Regions from separate parts of the Homo sapiens genome. Here region 1 is linked to region 2. The links are chromatin loops, found by intact Hi-C in ENCODE. Cell type or tissue: ascending aorta. All regions are shown on one strand.

Region 1 (8,000 bases), 120 kb before region 2:
AACGGCACCAGGATCCATTTATCTTCTTTTCTTACTTGCAAAGCCTTGGCTGAGAATATCCGCTGGTTCTGTTGGAGAGAGGAGACTTCCTGAGACATGATGTAATTTCTGCAAAGGGGAAACACATGTTGAGTCTTGCAGTACAAAACAATGTTGAGGTGCTGCTAGCTGGCCCTGTCAGTCACATGACAGGATACAGTGTATAGTTAGGCAGCACTATCCAGGAGCCTGCAGAGCATGGAGTTTGTGGGTAGGGAATGGAAGAAAAAGTCTCTGAAGCTTTTGAAATGCAGAGACTCCATTAAGTTTATAAGAGTTTGGAAGAAATGCTTTTCTGTTTTCAGTTATAACAATCTTCCTACTCAGAATACAGCATATCACACATGTGCTCCTTTTTACCCAAGAAACAGAAGGTACTTATGGTGTTTGTGTCAAGAATAAGTTTCAGCAAATTCACATTTTAAATTCAGCAAGATGAGTGAAAATTTTATCAACAGTATCATTCTCAGTGAATTTCTCATAATTTCAGATAGCTATCATGGTGTAGTGGGCTATACATTGGTAAATGGCTTCATAGAGACCTTAGGTTTTTCACCTTCCCTCAACACTTAAAAACTGGATACGGATTAATAAGTGTCAAGAGGTGAGGTTTGGTTTGACTAGGAACCAGGAGTTTGGCTAAGATGATATCTATTTCTCTATCTATCATCTATTTATTATTAATTAGCTGCATAGTCCCTTACTAGGTGCCATGATAATTACGAAAGCAAAAGTAAGTCAGTTCTCTTCTTTAAAGAGTTATTCTAGAAGGCGAGACAATAGAAATATAATCATAAGAAAAGGCATAAAACCTTGTTACTCAAAAGTGGGGTCTGCTCAGACCAGCAGCATTGACAGCATTTAGGAGCTCATGACAATCCAGCTCTCAGGCGTCCCTCCAGATGATTCTTATGCACGTGAAAGTTTGAGAAATACTGGTATAAATGTTTATATGGGAAACATAGAAGAGGAAGAAATTGCTTCTGGAAAGATGACAATGAAAGATTCTAACAGACGTGTGCATTGAGCTAGGCCTTGAAAATGGTTAGCTAAAGTATGTGCAAAGGCGTAGAAGTGATAAAACAGTGGACCAGAGAACAGGGAGTAATCCAATAGGCAAATGTATGTGGGAGAAGAGGGAGATGAACCTGAAAGATCCTTTAGGGCAGATTACCATACTAGAAGTCTGGGATTTTGTAGTATAGATATGAAAGTGTGATTACTTCATGTTTAAATAGAATAATAGAAATAATAATAGATAAGAATAGGAACAGTAATACTAACAATAACAGTATACTAACAATACTATTGTTAGTAACAATATTATTACTAACGATACTATTGTCAGTAACAATATTATTACTAACAGTATTATTGTTAATACTAACAATAATAGTATAACAAATTTCATATTCAGAGTTTTTAAAGTAAGAGGTATTATTTTATTCAGTCCTTATAGAAATTATGTGTATTAAGAATTATTACTACACTCATTGAGAGGCAGATTAGCAGAGAGGTAAAGAAAGACTTTTAATTTAGTACTTTGAAATTCCATTGTCTTCTGACTTGCAATATTTCTGATAAGAAGTCCAGACAAGTTATGTTTTCCCCGTTTAGATAATGTAATGCATTTTATTTCTGTATATGCTTCTAAACTTTTCTATTTATCATTGGTTTTTGGCATTTGATTATGGTGTGAACTGGCGTTTCTTAAAAATCAAATTTGGAAAAATTTTAGCCACTATTTTTTCAAATACAATTTCTGTTCTTCTCCCCTTCTACAACTCAAATTACACATTTACTAGCTTGCTAGAAGTTGTTTCACAGGTCACCAAGATTCATTCAATTTATTTCAGTTTTTTTTCTGTGTCATGCATTGCTTTGGATAGTTTTTATTGCTGTTTTCAAGCTTACTGATCTTTTAATATGCTGTAATCCAGTAAATTTATTAACTTTGCTAATGTAGCTTTTATTTCTAGAAGAGCCACTTGATTCTTTTGTTTTTACATCTGTCATTTCTTTCTATATGTTATGATTTTTTTTTTAAATCAAGGGTTAGTGAACTACAGTCTGTGAGACAAATCTAGCTGATGGCCTGTTTTTGGATGCCCTGTGAGATAAGAATGGTTTTTACATTATATGGGATTATAAAAAATAAAAATATGCAACAGAGCCTGTATGGGACCTACAAAGCTTGAAATATTTACTATCTGGCTCTTTATAGGAAAAATTTGCCAATCCTTGCTTTAAATCTCAATTTAAATCATGTAATTATATAGCAGCTGTTTCAAATCCTTCTCTGCAAATTTTCTTATCTTTGTCATTTCTAAGTCTGTTTCTATTGGCTCATCTTTTCCTCCTTAATTGTTGCTGCTTCACAAGTCTAATGATTTTTATTGGATATTGGACATTATGAATGTTATATTGTTGAATGTTGCATTTTGTGGTCTTTCCTGAAAAATCTTTAGGTTTTTTTTAGGCAGGCTGTTAAGTTATTTACGGATTGGCTTAATGCCTTTGAGGCTTTATTTTTGAGGATAGTTTAGCCATACTACCAAGATGTGACTTTTCTGATGTTTTTCCTCAATCCTCTCCATGTTCAACAAGGTCTCGCCATCCTGAGCGACAAGTACTGGAATATCTTCTAGGCTTTCGGAATTGTTCAGTTTATATCTTCTTGGAATTGAGTCAATTTTTGTTTTGCCTTGTGGAGTTTCACCCTGCACATGCACAGATTACTATTTAGCCAAAGATTTGACGGGAATCTTACGTATATTTCTGGAGCTCGTTCTTTGCATAGTTTCCTCCTTTTCTGTATTCTTTCTTACAAATGTCATCTTTCGTATTGTACCTGGATTCTTATTTCTGATTTTTCAGTAAAAACCTGAGACTTTGCTTGGATTCCCACCCCCATGAAGCTGCTTGGACATTGCTTCCAGATGAATAATAGGTTATCTTAGGGCTCACTTGCTTCTTCCCTTCTTTCACAGGTTGTAGTCCTGTGCTCCCTGTAGCCCACTCTCTGAAAATAGTTTCTTCATGTATTTTGTCTGGCTTTCTAGTTGTTTGCAGTGGGAAGGCAAGTTTTGTACCAGTTACTTCCTTCTGGGTGGAAGCCAGGAGCATAGGTGTTTGAGTCAGACAAATTTGTTTTCTGCTTCCGTACTTACCAGCTGTGGGCCTTAGGCTGGTCATTCACTTCTGCAAGCATCAGTTTCCTCATCTATAAAAGAGGGCTAATAACAGGATTTTTTTTGTGAAGATTAGATTGAGGCAGTGCACACCAAATATTAGCAAAGTGCATGACAAATAGTGCTTAACACATCATGGCTATTATTAACATTTCTTTTTTGGGATGGGGGCAGTAAGATGAAGTCACTTGTTTGACATTACACATACAGTAAGCAGTAAGGTTGGCCTGCCTCATGGGAACTCCAACTTAAAAGCCCCTGGTTTATTTTAGCTCTGACAATGGCTAGCTCACTTGGAAATGGTTGAACCACAGAGACTAGAGTGTCAAAGGGTCAAAGAAAGGGCCACATTTGTGTAAAATGTGTTGTAAAACAGTGAAAAGCTTCTGATGATGATTAGATCTGAATAGAAGCTCAGACTGTTCCACAAGTTAGACTGCTTGCTGGGAGTAGACACTGCATAACGGGAGGAGTATGCTAATATTTAGAACAAGTGGATTTCTTCCTTATTGAGCATTAGGTTACAATTCTTCTTCTACTAATTGGTTCAACTGTTATGGCTCTAATTGTTTCTACTTCTCACTCTCTCCCCCTTCCTTGTTTTAATCAGACCAACTCTACCCTCTCCAGATGCCCGCCATTCCCAGCTCCCGTTGTGACATTTAGTTTTAGTGAAGGAGATTCCTACATGTCCTAAATGGGTAGTCAGAACTTGAGAAGGGCATTAGAGTAAACTTACACTCTGCATGTTGACAACTGGGCAGTCTAAGACACATGCACCAAAGGGGACATAAAAAATGGGTTTTGGTTGTCCTGTAGCTGAAGCTAAGTAGACGGGTTTCATAGGTTTCAGATTCATAGAGCATGAGTTTTAGTATAAGACTGATTTAGGTTCTGATCCCAGCTCTGCCACTTACTAGCTGGGTGACATTTAGCAAATTACTTAACCTCTTTTAGCTAAATCTGTAAAATGATGAAAGTAAGTGCTTTGTAAGATTAAATAAAATAATGTATACAAAGCACTTAGCCCATAGTAAGAGCTGAGAAAATTATAACATTTATCCTCCCAATAACAAGAGAGAGCCAATCAACAAAGCCTTATTTCTCCTCTCAAATGTCCATTCCACTTCATTTCCCCCTAGTTCCTTGAACAGTTAGGAGCCTGGAGCCTGTGCTAAGGCTGTTCTGAATACTATCTTCATTCATAAACAGAATCCTAAATAGGGCTTGTCTCAAGAACAGAAACCACATGAATTTTTAACAGATGATTTATGTTAGGAATTTGTTAAACAGGTATGGGAAGAATGAGAAGGCATAAAGGAACACGGAGGTAGCCTGGAGACAGTAACTGTAGGAAGCAACCATCATCCCTAGGACCGTTCCCTTTAGGGAGGACGAAGAGACAAGCCATGACCTCATGAAGCTGGGACTGACCTCCTTAGAGGAGGGGGTTCTGCCCTTGCTGGTGCCTCAGGAGCTTGGGTTAGGGACCATGCAGAATGGAGACTGGAGATCTACAGAAGGAGTTCTGCTCAGTTGGCACTAATAGCTCTAAGGGGGCTGTGAGAAGGGAGAGTGAAAAACCTGGACCCTGGATCACTTGTTACTGGAACGAACTGCCACTGCTGAGATGACTAAGGTTTGCTGGGCAACACTTAGAGAAACAACAAAGAAACAGGAAGAACAATGTTCCTTCTCCCTTCTCTAGCCTTACAGCCTGTTGGCATAGCCCAACAGGGACCACTCGGAAGGAGAAATGAGGTTTTCTAAGTCCCTCCCCTAGTGTCATGAAGCAGAGTCTAGAAAGGTAGGAATTTTTTAAATTTTATTTTGATTTTTGTGGGTACATAGTAGATGTATGTATTTATGGGTACATGAGATACTTCGAAACAGGCATGCAATGTGTAATAATCACATCATGGAAAATGGAGTATCTATCCCACCGAACACTTATCCTTTGTATTACAAACAATCCAATTATACTCTTTCAGTTATTTAAAAATGTACAATTAAATTATTATTGATTTAGTCACCCTGTTGTGCTACCAAAAACTTATTTATTCTAATCATTGTTTTGTACCCATGAGCCATTCCCACTTTCCAAGACCCGTCCCCAGCCTCTAGTAACCATCACTTCTACTCTCTATCTCCATAAGTTCAATTGTTGTAATTTTTGGCTCCCACAAATGAGTAAGAACATGTGAAGTTTGTCTTTCTGTGCCTGGCTTATTTCACTTAAAATAATGACCCTTATTTCCATTCATGTGGCAAATGATAGGATCTCATTCTTTTTTTATAGCTGAATAGTACTCCATTATATATATCTACCACAGTTTTGTAATCCATTTGTCTGCTGATGGACACTTAGGTTGCTTCCAAATCTTAGCTGTTGTGAACAGTGCTGCAACAAACATGAGCATGCAGATATCCCTTTGATATGATGATTTTCTTCCTTTTGGGTATATGCCCATCAGTGAAATTGCTGAATTATATAGTAGCTCAATTTTTAGTTTTTTCAAGGAAGCTCTAAACTGTTCTCCACAGTGGTTGATCTAGTTTACATTCCTACTAAGAGTGTACGAGGGTTCCCTTTCTCCTAGCCAGCATTTGTTATTGCTTGTCTTTTGGATAAAAGCTATTTTAACTGGTTCAGGATGATATCTCATTGTAGTTTTAATTTGCATTTCCCTGATGACCAATGATGGTGAGCATCTTTTTGTATAACTGTTTGACATTTGTATGTTTTCTTTGGAGAAATCTCTATTCAGATCTTTTGTTCATTTTAAAATTGGATTATCAATTTTTTTCCTATAGAGTTGTTTGAGCTTCTTATATATTCTGGTTATTAATTCCTTGTCAGAGGGGTGGTTTGCAAATATTTCATCCCATTCTGTGAGTGGCCTTTTCACTTTGTTGATTGTTTCCTTTGTTGTGCAGGAGCTTTCTAACTTGATGTGATCTCATTTGTTCATTTTTCCTTTGATTGCCTGTGCTTGTCGGGTATCACTTTAACTTTTGGCCAGAGTAACATCCTGGAGTTTCCTCAATGTTTTTTTTGTAGTAGTTTCATAGTTTGAGGGCTTACATTTAAGTTTTTAATCCATTTTGATTTAATTTTTGTATATGGTGAAAGATAGGAGTCTAGTTTCATTCTTCTGTTTATGAATATCCAGTTTTCCCAGCACCATTTATTAAAGAGAGTCTTTTCCCCACTGTATGTTCTTGGCACCTTTGTCAAAAATGAGTTCACTGTAGGTGTATGGATTTGTTTCTGGGTTCTCTCTCCTGTTCCATTGGTCTATGTGTCTGTTTTCATGCCAGTACCATGCTGTTTTGGTTTCTACAGCTCTGTAGTGTAGATTCAAGTCAGGTAATGTGAGTCCTCCAGTTTTATTATTTTTGCTGAACATAGCTTTGGCTATTCTGAGTCTTTTGTAGTTCCATATACATTTTCAGATTTTGTTTTATTTCTGTGAAGAATGTGAAAAATGTCATTGGTATTTTAATAAGGATTGCATTGAATCTGTAGATTTCTTTGGGCAGTATGAACTTTCTAACAATGTTGATTCTACCAATACATGAACATGGAATATCTTTCCATTTTTTGTGTCCTCTTCAGTTCCTTTCATCAGTGTTTTATAGTTTTCATTGTAGAGATCTTTCACTTCTTTGGTTAAGTTAATTCCTAAGAATTTAATTTTATTTGTAGCTATTGTAAATGGAATCACTGTCTTGATTTCTTTTACAGATTGTTCATTGTTGGTATGTATAAATGCTACTGGTTTTTGTGTGTTGATTTTGTATCCTGCAACTTTACTGAATTTTTTTATTAGTTTTAATAATTTTTTTGGGGGGGGGCCTTTAGGTTTTCCAAAACATAAGATCATGTCATCTGCAGACAAGGATAATTCGACTTCTTCTTTTCCATTTTGGATGCCTTTTATTTCTTTCTCTCATCTGATTGCTCTATCTAGGACTTACAGTACTATATTGAATAACAGTGGTAAAAGTAGGCATCCTTGTTGTGTTTCAGATCTTAGAGAAAAGGCTTTCATTTTTCCCCATTTAGTATGACACTAGCTCTGAGTCTGTCATATAAGAATTTTAATATGTTGAGGTATGTTCCTTCTGTACCCAGTTTTTTATGGATTTTATTATGAAAGGATGTTGAATTTTATTGAATGCTTTTCCAGAATCAGTTGAAATTATCACTTTTTTTTGTCTGTAGTAACATAGTAGGTGTATATATTTATGGGGTACATGAGATGTTTTGATACAGGCATGCAGTGTGTAATAATCACATCATGGAAAATGGAGTATCCCCTCAAGCATTTATCCTTTGTGTTATAAAAAATCCAATTATGCTATTTAGTTATTTTTAAATGTACAATTAAGTTATTATTGACTATAATCACCCTATTGTGCTATCAAATACTAGGTCTTATTCATTCTTTGTGTTTTCTTTTGTACCCATTAAGCATCCCTGCTTTATCTTCCCACCCTATGCTACCCTTTCCAGCCTCTAGTAACCATCCTTCTACTCTCTACGTCCATGAGTTCAGTTCAATTTTGATTTTCAGATTCCACAAGAAAGGTGATGTTTGCCTTTCTGTGCCTGGTTTATTTTATTTAATATCATGATCTCCAGTTCCATCTATGTTATTGATCATATGGTTTTTGTCTTTCATTCTGTTGATACTATATATTGCATTGATTGATTTGCATATGTTGAACCATCCTTGCATTCCTGGAATAAATCCCACTTGGTCA
Region 2 (8,000 bases):
CCTGGTTCCTTGGCTACCAAACCATTTTCTAGAGTTGACTGTTACGTTTGTGCATTTACTCAAAATTAGGCATAGTCCACAATGAACCATAACGTAAAACTGAAGCTGGACACCTTGCATTAAGAATGGGAAACCAAAAAGATAGAAGGATTTGGGTCCCAGGTAGTCATGTTTTGAACTCTCAATCACAGATTTTTTTTTTTAAATGAGAGAAAAATATACCCTTAGGTGTTTGACTATTATCAGGTCCCTATTAACAGCTAAATAAAATTCCCAAGTAAAATAATAGTGTAGGATGGATATCCCCCTAACCCTCAACTCCATATTCCATACATCCAGTAAATATTTGAGTTCACCATGTGCCAGATATTTCTTTCCCTAGATTTCTCCATTTCTGCTTAAGAGACCATCATTCTCCATTCTCACCATCTGCTTAAGAACCCATGTGAGGTTTAGTGAGCAAGAGTGTAATGTGAGAACAGTTGACGTGCTTGTACATTTTGGTCCAGCTATCTTCGGCTGCATGAGTTCAGGTATAAAGTAAGTGAAGAGATGTCTGAGCTCCTGATCTACTGAGAGCTACTGAGACCAGAAATCTTAGCCTTCCCCTTAAATGCCTTCTCACCCTAATCTGCACATCCAGTTAGTTGTCAAAGCCTGTCATTCTGCCTCAATAATATCTCTCGGCCTGGTACGGTGGCTCACACCTGTAATCCTAGCAATTTGGAAGGCCGAGGCCTGTGCGTCACCTGAGGTTAGGAGTTTAAGACCAGCCTGGCCAACATGGTGGGACCCTGTCTTTACTAAAAAGACAGAAATTAGCTGAGCATGGTGGTGGGCACCTGTAATCCCAGCTACTTGGGAGGCTGAGGCAGGAGAATTGCTTGAACCCAGGAGGCAGAGGTTGCAGTGAGCTGAGATGGCACCACTGCACTCCAGCCTGGGTGACAGAGCAAGACTCCATCTCAAAAAAATAAATAAAATAAATAAATAAATAAATAAATAAATAAATAAGTAATAATACCTCTCATTGCTGTCTTCTCTCCTCCATCAGTATTTGCATTGTCCTAGATTAGGTGTTCTCCTCACCTCTGCCAATCTTGGCTCTTCCAAAAGCTTTGGTCTTTTCATGCTCATCCCCAGTGTATCCTACAAACTGCTATAAAGAATAGTCATAGTCAAATTAGTAAAATAATTCTTCTCAGAAGCCCTCAATAGCTTCCCATTATATACCATATGAAATCCAAATGCATTAGTGTTGCATTCAAGGCTTTAATCCAGCCATGCCACATATTTTTTTCATTTTAACTTATATTGGATTGGTTACTAATGATTTTCCCAAATATTTATTCCATTTTCCTGATGCTCTGTCCCTCAGCCCCCAACACACATGGCTTGTTTCTTTCTCATCATTTCCCTTTTAGTTCTTTCTTAGACTTATCACAGTTTGTAAATGTATTTACTATTTACATCTTGAATTTTTTTTTGAAACAGAGTTTTGCTCTTATTGCCCAGGCTGGAGTGCAATGGCGCAATCTCGGCTCACTACAACCTCCGCCTCATGGGTTCAAGTGATTCTCCTGCCTCAGCCTCCCGAGTAGCTGGGATTACAGGCATACACCACCACGCCCAGCTAATTTTGTATTTTTAGTAGAGACGGGGTTTCTCAATGTTGGTCAGGCTGGTCTTGAACTCCCAACCTCAGGTGATCCACCCGCCTCGGCCTCCCAAATTGCTGGGATTACAGGCGTGAGCCACCGCACCCAGCCTACATCTTGAATTTTTTCCATTAAACATCTAATGTTTTCCATTAAACATCTAATTGCCAGAATGTAAACTCCCTGAGTGCAGGAACATTGTCTTAGTCACGTCCCAATTTCCAGCACCCAAATGAATGTCAGTGTAGGGGCTCAATGAATATTTGCTAATTGAATTAATGAGTGTGATGGCACTGTAAAGACTATCTCAGCTTTACACAGAGTGGTTTTAACATTCAAGCTGGAAACAGCATGGTTCTACTCAGGCTCCTGTGTTTCCTACACAGGCTTCTGTGTCTCCCCTTAGCTTCAGGGGAGAGAGTCATCCTCATGGAAGGAGACAAAAGAAACTGCACCCCGATGGCAGGGAGGTAAGCTGTCTACAGAGAAGGGTCCCTGTACTCTGTGTTGCGGGACCTTGTCTCTAGGCAATCTCTTTGAGTCAAATGAATAAATGTCCTTCCTATTTTATACTTACCTTATGTGTGGTCACGAGGATTACTTAGCCTTTCAAAGCCTGATTTCTCTTGGGCTTCGTCTAACTGCTGAAAACTTAGTTTGCTCTTGTAATATAAATAAGCACACTTGGGGCAGGGGGCTACATTTTATTCTTCCCTTAGGCAAAGCATAAAAACAAACAAAACAACCACCATGCCTAAAGTCTCCAAAAAGCTCATAGTTACCACAAGGAAAATATGTCTGCGGAGATTTTATTTATTGAATAGTGGGCAAAGACGTATTTTATGCTACAAAGATCTTCCATAGGGAGAACATATCATGGCAGCTCAGCAGTGGGCTGCGTAAAGTGTTACAGGCATGGAGAGGCAACGGATTTACGTATCAGGTTCATAGATGCATCCTTTATTAATCCAAAGAATCAATGCTGGCCAGGCAGGCTTTGTATTAGACACTGGGCACGCCATATTTCTTGGAGACTTAGAAAATTTCTATTGCCTTTTGATGCTTTGTGACATCATTTTTTTCAAACCACAAATTGGGGTGTGTGTTTTTGTGTGTGCATGTATGTGTGTGTGTCTAGGCAAATAAGCATTACAGTTCAAATGAGTATTTAATAATATTTATAACTTGTAATTTGATACATATAAATGGCACCCTAGAAATATCAAATGGACAACAAAAAAGTACCTTATTATTAATTTTAAAATCTAAAATGCCCTTCTTTTACTATGCGGTCTATATCAGGCCCTCACCTGCTTATCCTCCCCTTTCCCCACTCCCCTGATTTTTTGGCAGAGCAAGAATCTTGCCTTCTCAGACTGTCAGAAAAGTAATCTATTTTTAAATTTTCAGAATTTCAGGTCTCCTGTCATTAAACATGACAGAGGGATTTAGGGAAAGAGAAAGCATTGTTTGAAAAAGAAAGTCAGTTTTTAGTGTGACCTAAATGTATACAAGTCCAATGTTTAGACAACATAGCAGGTTAAAGCTGGATTTTGAACATATTTTCAGAGAGTGCTTTGGCATGCAGCATTTTTGAGAGAGGTGTTATGTAAGTTATCAAAAAGCATACATTTGGGGTAGGACTTTTGTTTTATCCAGAAGCTAAAAATCATCGAGTGTTGTGTTTTAATATGCAGATGACCCTTATTCTGATTTCAGTTTGGAAGCTTGATCAGGAAAGGTCTTTACTGTGGTGTTGAGGACGTCATGTTCTTCAGAAAGAAAGCTGTCTGTTTTTCTTTTCTCCAGAGGAACTGCAGTTTAGGACAGGCATAAAGCTGGCAACATAACCAAGGGCAGAAAAAAAATTCACCCCTATGTTCTATTTGTCAAACTGACCGGCAGGTCACAACCTGAAAGTTTATGGATCGGTGAGGCCTTGTCTCCGCATAAGCATGTTTTCTGGACTTTGGCTGAAGCTAAATTCCTGACTTCTGAAAGAGGGGTGGGTGTGGACTTCCAGCAGGAATAGCCAGTGGGAAGGAAGTAATATTCATTAAGAGTGTCTCATGCAAGCAGTGCGGGGCTAAGCATGCTCAGTGTAAATTCTCCTGGAGCCTGTCAAGCTATGTTTGAACTCGTTCCAGGATAGTGGATTTACTTTTTTTTCCCCACCAGGAAGAATACTCGATTAGACTGCATTTTGCCTTGCTTTTCCTTCTCCCTTTCTCTCTCTTTCTTTCTTTCTTTCTTTCTTTCTTTCTTTCTTTCTTTCTTTCTTTCTTTCTTTCTTTCTTTCTTTCTTTTTCTTTCTCTCTCTCTCTCTCTTTCTTTCTTTCCTTTCTTTTCTTTCTTTCCTCTTTCTCTTTCCTTCTTTCTTTTTTTCTTCTTTCTTTCCTTCCTTCCTTCCATCTTTCTTTTCTTTCTTTCCATTTTTTTTTTCCTCCAGAAGAATGGAAACAGTATTCTTTTCCGATCAGTTCAGTAATACAATGTCCTTCAGTGTCCATATGAGCATTTCAGTGGAGAAGAAAAGAAACTTTGCTACCTGGGAACTGAAGACTACTTAGGTCAGTAAATGCTAATAAAGTTCTTAAAGACTTATGGAGCCAGGAGTTAACTTTTCTTAACTGTTAAGGTAATCTACAGCTAATGTAATTGCCTTTTCAATTAGTGGGTGTACACTGATTTTTTTTTTCCACACAAAAACTATGTTTTTCATGTATTGGAGTGATTTCCCAAACACAGGGAAAATATGTCTTTTGGTTAATTTGCATTTGAAAGAACTTCTTTTTGTATGAAAGGTTCTTTCTCTCTACCACAAATTATGTGTTTTTTAAACAAATATTGTGGTGAGCTGATGTAGCCGTAATGGTCTGAATGTGGATGTGTTGTTCTGTGTTATATTAATTCTTGGCTTGGGTAGGTTTGGTGAAAGTTATTGCTTTTGTTGCTGCCAGAGATGAAAGAGAGTTTGTTTTGTTGTGGATGTTGTTTTGGAACTTTTGGTGAGCTTTGAGGCTGCCTTGGGAGCCCCTTATAGAGAGGAGAGCCATCTCTTTCCACGTTTAATGTGCATTTTTCAAAATATTCAAATTTAACTCTAAGACGGGAGTATAGCTTTTTAAGAATCTGTGTAGGAATAGAGTTTTCTTAAAAATGTAGTTTTGGAGGGAAATGGTTTATAGAAAGGTTTGTAATAAAGAATTTAAATCAAGACTGCCATGGTGAATATAAGCAAAAAATGCAAAAAAATACTGCATGCTATGTACATACTGATTCAGTTTAGGTTAATAATTTTACTTTTTAATTTTAAAAAAGTATACCAGGCCTTAAAGGGCTGTCTTATAATATCAACTGATAACACAGAGGACTCATTGGAGAGATGTTAGGATCTCAGAAAATATCAAGTTAGCAAAGGTGGCCCCTTTAAAAACATCTGAGGACTGAGGTTATGAAACCACATGGCTTCGTGTAGGAGCAGTGCATCCTAGGCTAAAGCACTTTAATTTTATTCAAGAATTTTAAGAGTAAAAGGGGATTTATTTCTTTTCAAAAAAGAACAGCCAGGCGAGGATTATTGATCCGTCAGGGATTAAATATTTGCTGGAATACAAAGCATCACATATTATCAATGTGTAAATCAGACTCGCCAGCTATTCAGGGGATGTAAATGAAACGACCATAGTTTCAGCCAGAATCAAATGCAGCAACACCCCTGCCCTGCTTTCTTCATCTTTATGTCCCAGAAAGGGATGATAGAGGTGGGGCAGGGTGTGAAATGAGACTTAGCCAATGAGCTGACCTTGCTCTTTTAACTTCTGTCCATCTGTTCTTACCGGGCAGCTGAAGCAGTGAGCAAAGTGGGACGGGACCTCAGCGGGGACCAGGAAGCAGAGGCCAGACCCAGCCAAGGCTGTGATCTGTTCCCCACCCTGCAAGTTAGATATCAGGAGGAGCTAAGTGGATGCGTCTAAATCCACTTCCTTCTGCTCCCAGAGCTTTGATTTAGTACCAAATGCTGCTCTTCTGCACCTGCCTCTGTTTTTCATAAGTAAAAGCTTCTCCCCATGTGTAGATGGTGGTTTATTCGATACAGATCAATCCCTAAGGAGATAGCTGAAGTAATTGAGTCTTGTTTTGTTTTTTTCTTTCTTCTCTGACATGTGGCATTGATGAGGTTTAATTGAAACAACAAACCTTTTCTGGGATGCGAGAGCACAGTTTTCCATGGAAGAGTGTGTGTGAGCGTGTGTGTGTGTGTGTGTGTGTGTGTGCGCATGCAAGTCACTTGCAGTCTGGACTCTGGGACGCTGCCTCTTGGAAGGCTTTGCAAGGCTGAGGGCATTTGTCTGGAGCCAGGGATCTTTTCATCACCTTGTCTCTGCGTTGGCAAAGAGGAGGTGCACATTCTGGAGCATGCTGTAACTCTTTACCCTCAGTCCTCGTTCCTAATACTGCAGTCTCCCCACAGCACCCCAACTGTTTCCCCTTCATGACCTGTGTCTTGAAGCATAGCACCAAAACCTTTTGAGGCACAAAGGAAAACCAAAGAAGCAGAGAATGAACAAAGACAGGCCTCTTCATGTTCACATCTGGATAAAATTTAGATTGAGACAAGGGAAAATGAGTGGGAGAAAAAAAATCTGACACCATATTAAAAAATGCATATAATTGACTTTCTAGAGTTTTTCTCGTCTCAAGTTTTCTGAGTGTTTTTGTCTCCTGCTCAGACCCTACCCATAGGATTCGGGAGAAGGTAGGTATCACATCCATATTTTGTAGTGAAGTGCAGTGATTTGCCCCAAGCAGCGCCTAGGCTGGAGCAAGCATACAGATACCTGGAGCTCCAGTCCAAGCCTCTGCTTATACAAGAATAGAAATAATCTGGGTTCCACTTCTGCACCTTGAACTCAGTTTCCCCATTCATTTTAAGATTTTGGACAAAGACATTCTGTGCAGTAAGTTCTCCAACTGAATCCATTACTGTAATAATTTGAGAAGTATTTGAAGCTTTTCAGAAGACTTTGACATATTTCCTTTGATCTTATCTTCAACACTACCTGTTAAAATAAATTGGGCCAGTGTTGTCATTTTCTTTTGACAAATGAGGAAACCGAAAGATTGAATGACTTGCTGCCTAAGGTCAGGATAGAGGCTACATGGGAATTCAGGTTGCCCAACTGGGGATTTGAAATTCTAGACCATCCTGAATCCCTGGGTTACTGAGGTAGATAGGATATAAAAGAGGAGTTCCATGATTCATGAAGGTGGAAAGTGTGGCAGCACCAGGGACTTTGGATATTGTCACACTACGAAGGAGAAAACTCCAGCTGGAGATGGTATGTTAGTCACACTCAAGGAGTTGGAGACTTGAATTTAAATCCTATCCGTAGAATCCCAAAGTGTGTGTTCTATGGTATGGTGACTATACACATGGGCTTTGCTAATTTCTCTGCATCTCTTTTTCATCATGTGTAGAATGGGGATACCAAGGGGTTGCTATGAGGATTATATGAAAGGATTCATGTAAAGTACTTAGCACGGTGCCTCACACAGCAGACTAAACCCGAAAATGTTTTGATTGGCATATGCTCTTATTTGTTGCTTGTGTTGTATCACCCAAGGTAAGCATGAACTATTCTTACTGTGAATCCCAGTCAGCTCTTAGCTCAACCCACAGATCCTCAGGGCACTTGTGTTGGTAAATTAACACCACAAGAGGAATAGTGCTTAAGGCATATTTATTGAAAATACAAAAATGTGCTAGATGGCACAGAGAGTTAACTGAGGCAGAACGCTTATTCTTCTTGCTCTTAGTCCACGGAGAGACCAGAGGGAGGCTATCCAGGCAGATATGTCTGAGATAAGTGCACATTTGTTGAGTCAAATCTAGTTATCTTCCATAACTTTCCAATGCGGCTAAGCAGGCTGCTCGGAAGTGAGGAGTCTCTCTGAAGGGAAGGGAGTCAATTACAGTCTCAAAGGTTCAGTGGGAGTCAAAAAAGAAGTAAAGGCCGGGCGCCGTGGCTCACGCCTGTAATCCCAGCACTTTGGGAGGCTGAGGTGGGCGGATCACGAGGTCAGGAGATCGAGACCATCCTGGCTAACACGGTGAAACCCCGTCTCTACTAAAAATACAAAAAATTACCTGGGCATGGTGGCGGGCACCTGTAGTCCCAGCTACTCAGGAGGCTGAGGCAGCAGAATGGCGTGAACCTGGGAGGCGGAGCTTGCAGTGAGCCGAGATCACGCCACTGCACTCCAGCCTGGGCGACAGAGCGAGACTGCGTCTCAAAAAAAAAAAAAAAAGAAAAAAGAAAAAAAGAAGTAAAGGCACAT

What was found. Peaks named below come from ENCODE experiments on the same cell type or tissue, not always from the same donor. Only the 100,000 strongest peaks of a DNase experiment are listed, where the experiment ranks them.
Region 1: it touches region 2 in a loop (10-fold over the local background); 5 of 110 quality-filtered maps call a loop at or near these places.

The regions. Positions count from the first base shown.
Region 1 is chr11:122,483,825-122,491,824 of GRCh38, reverse strand. No RefSeq gene overlaps it. Among named protein-coding and RNA genes, the nearest start is that of MIR100HG, 65 kb to the right of the region's middle. In ascending aorta, no CTCF peak of the experiment used is centred here; a DNase peak (open chromatin) is centred at 4,836; H3K27ac peaks cover 1,950 bases.
Region 2 is chr11:122,363,724-122,371,723 of GRCh38, reverse strand. The region is part of intron 1 of MIR100HG (mir-100-let-7a-2-mir-125b-1 cluster host gene); the gene reads left to right. Among named protein-coding and RNA genes, the nearest start is that of MIR100HG, 55 kb to the left of the region's middle. In ascending aorta, no CTCF peak of the experiment used is centred here; DNase peaks (open chromatin) are centred at 3,693, 5,513 and 5,990; H3K4me3 peaks cover 4,868 bases; H3K27ac peaks cover 4,404 bases.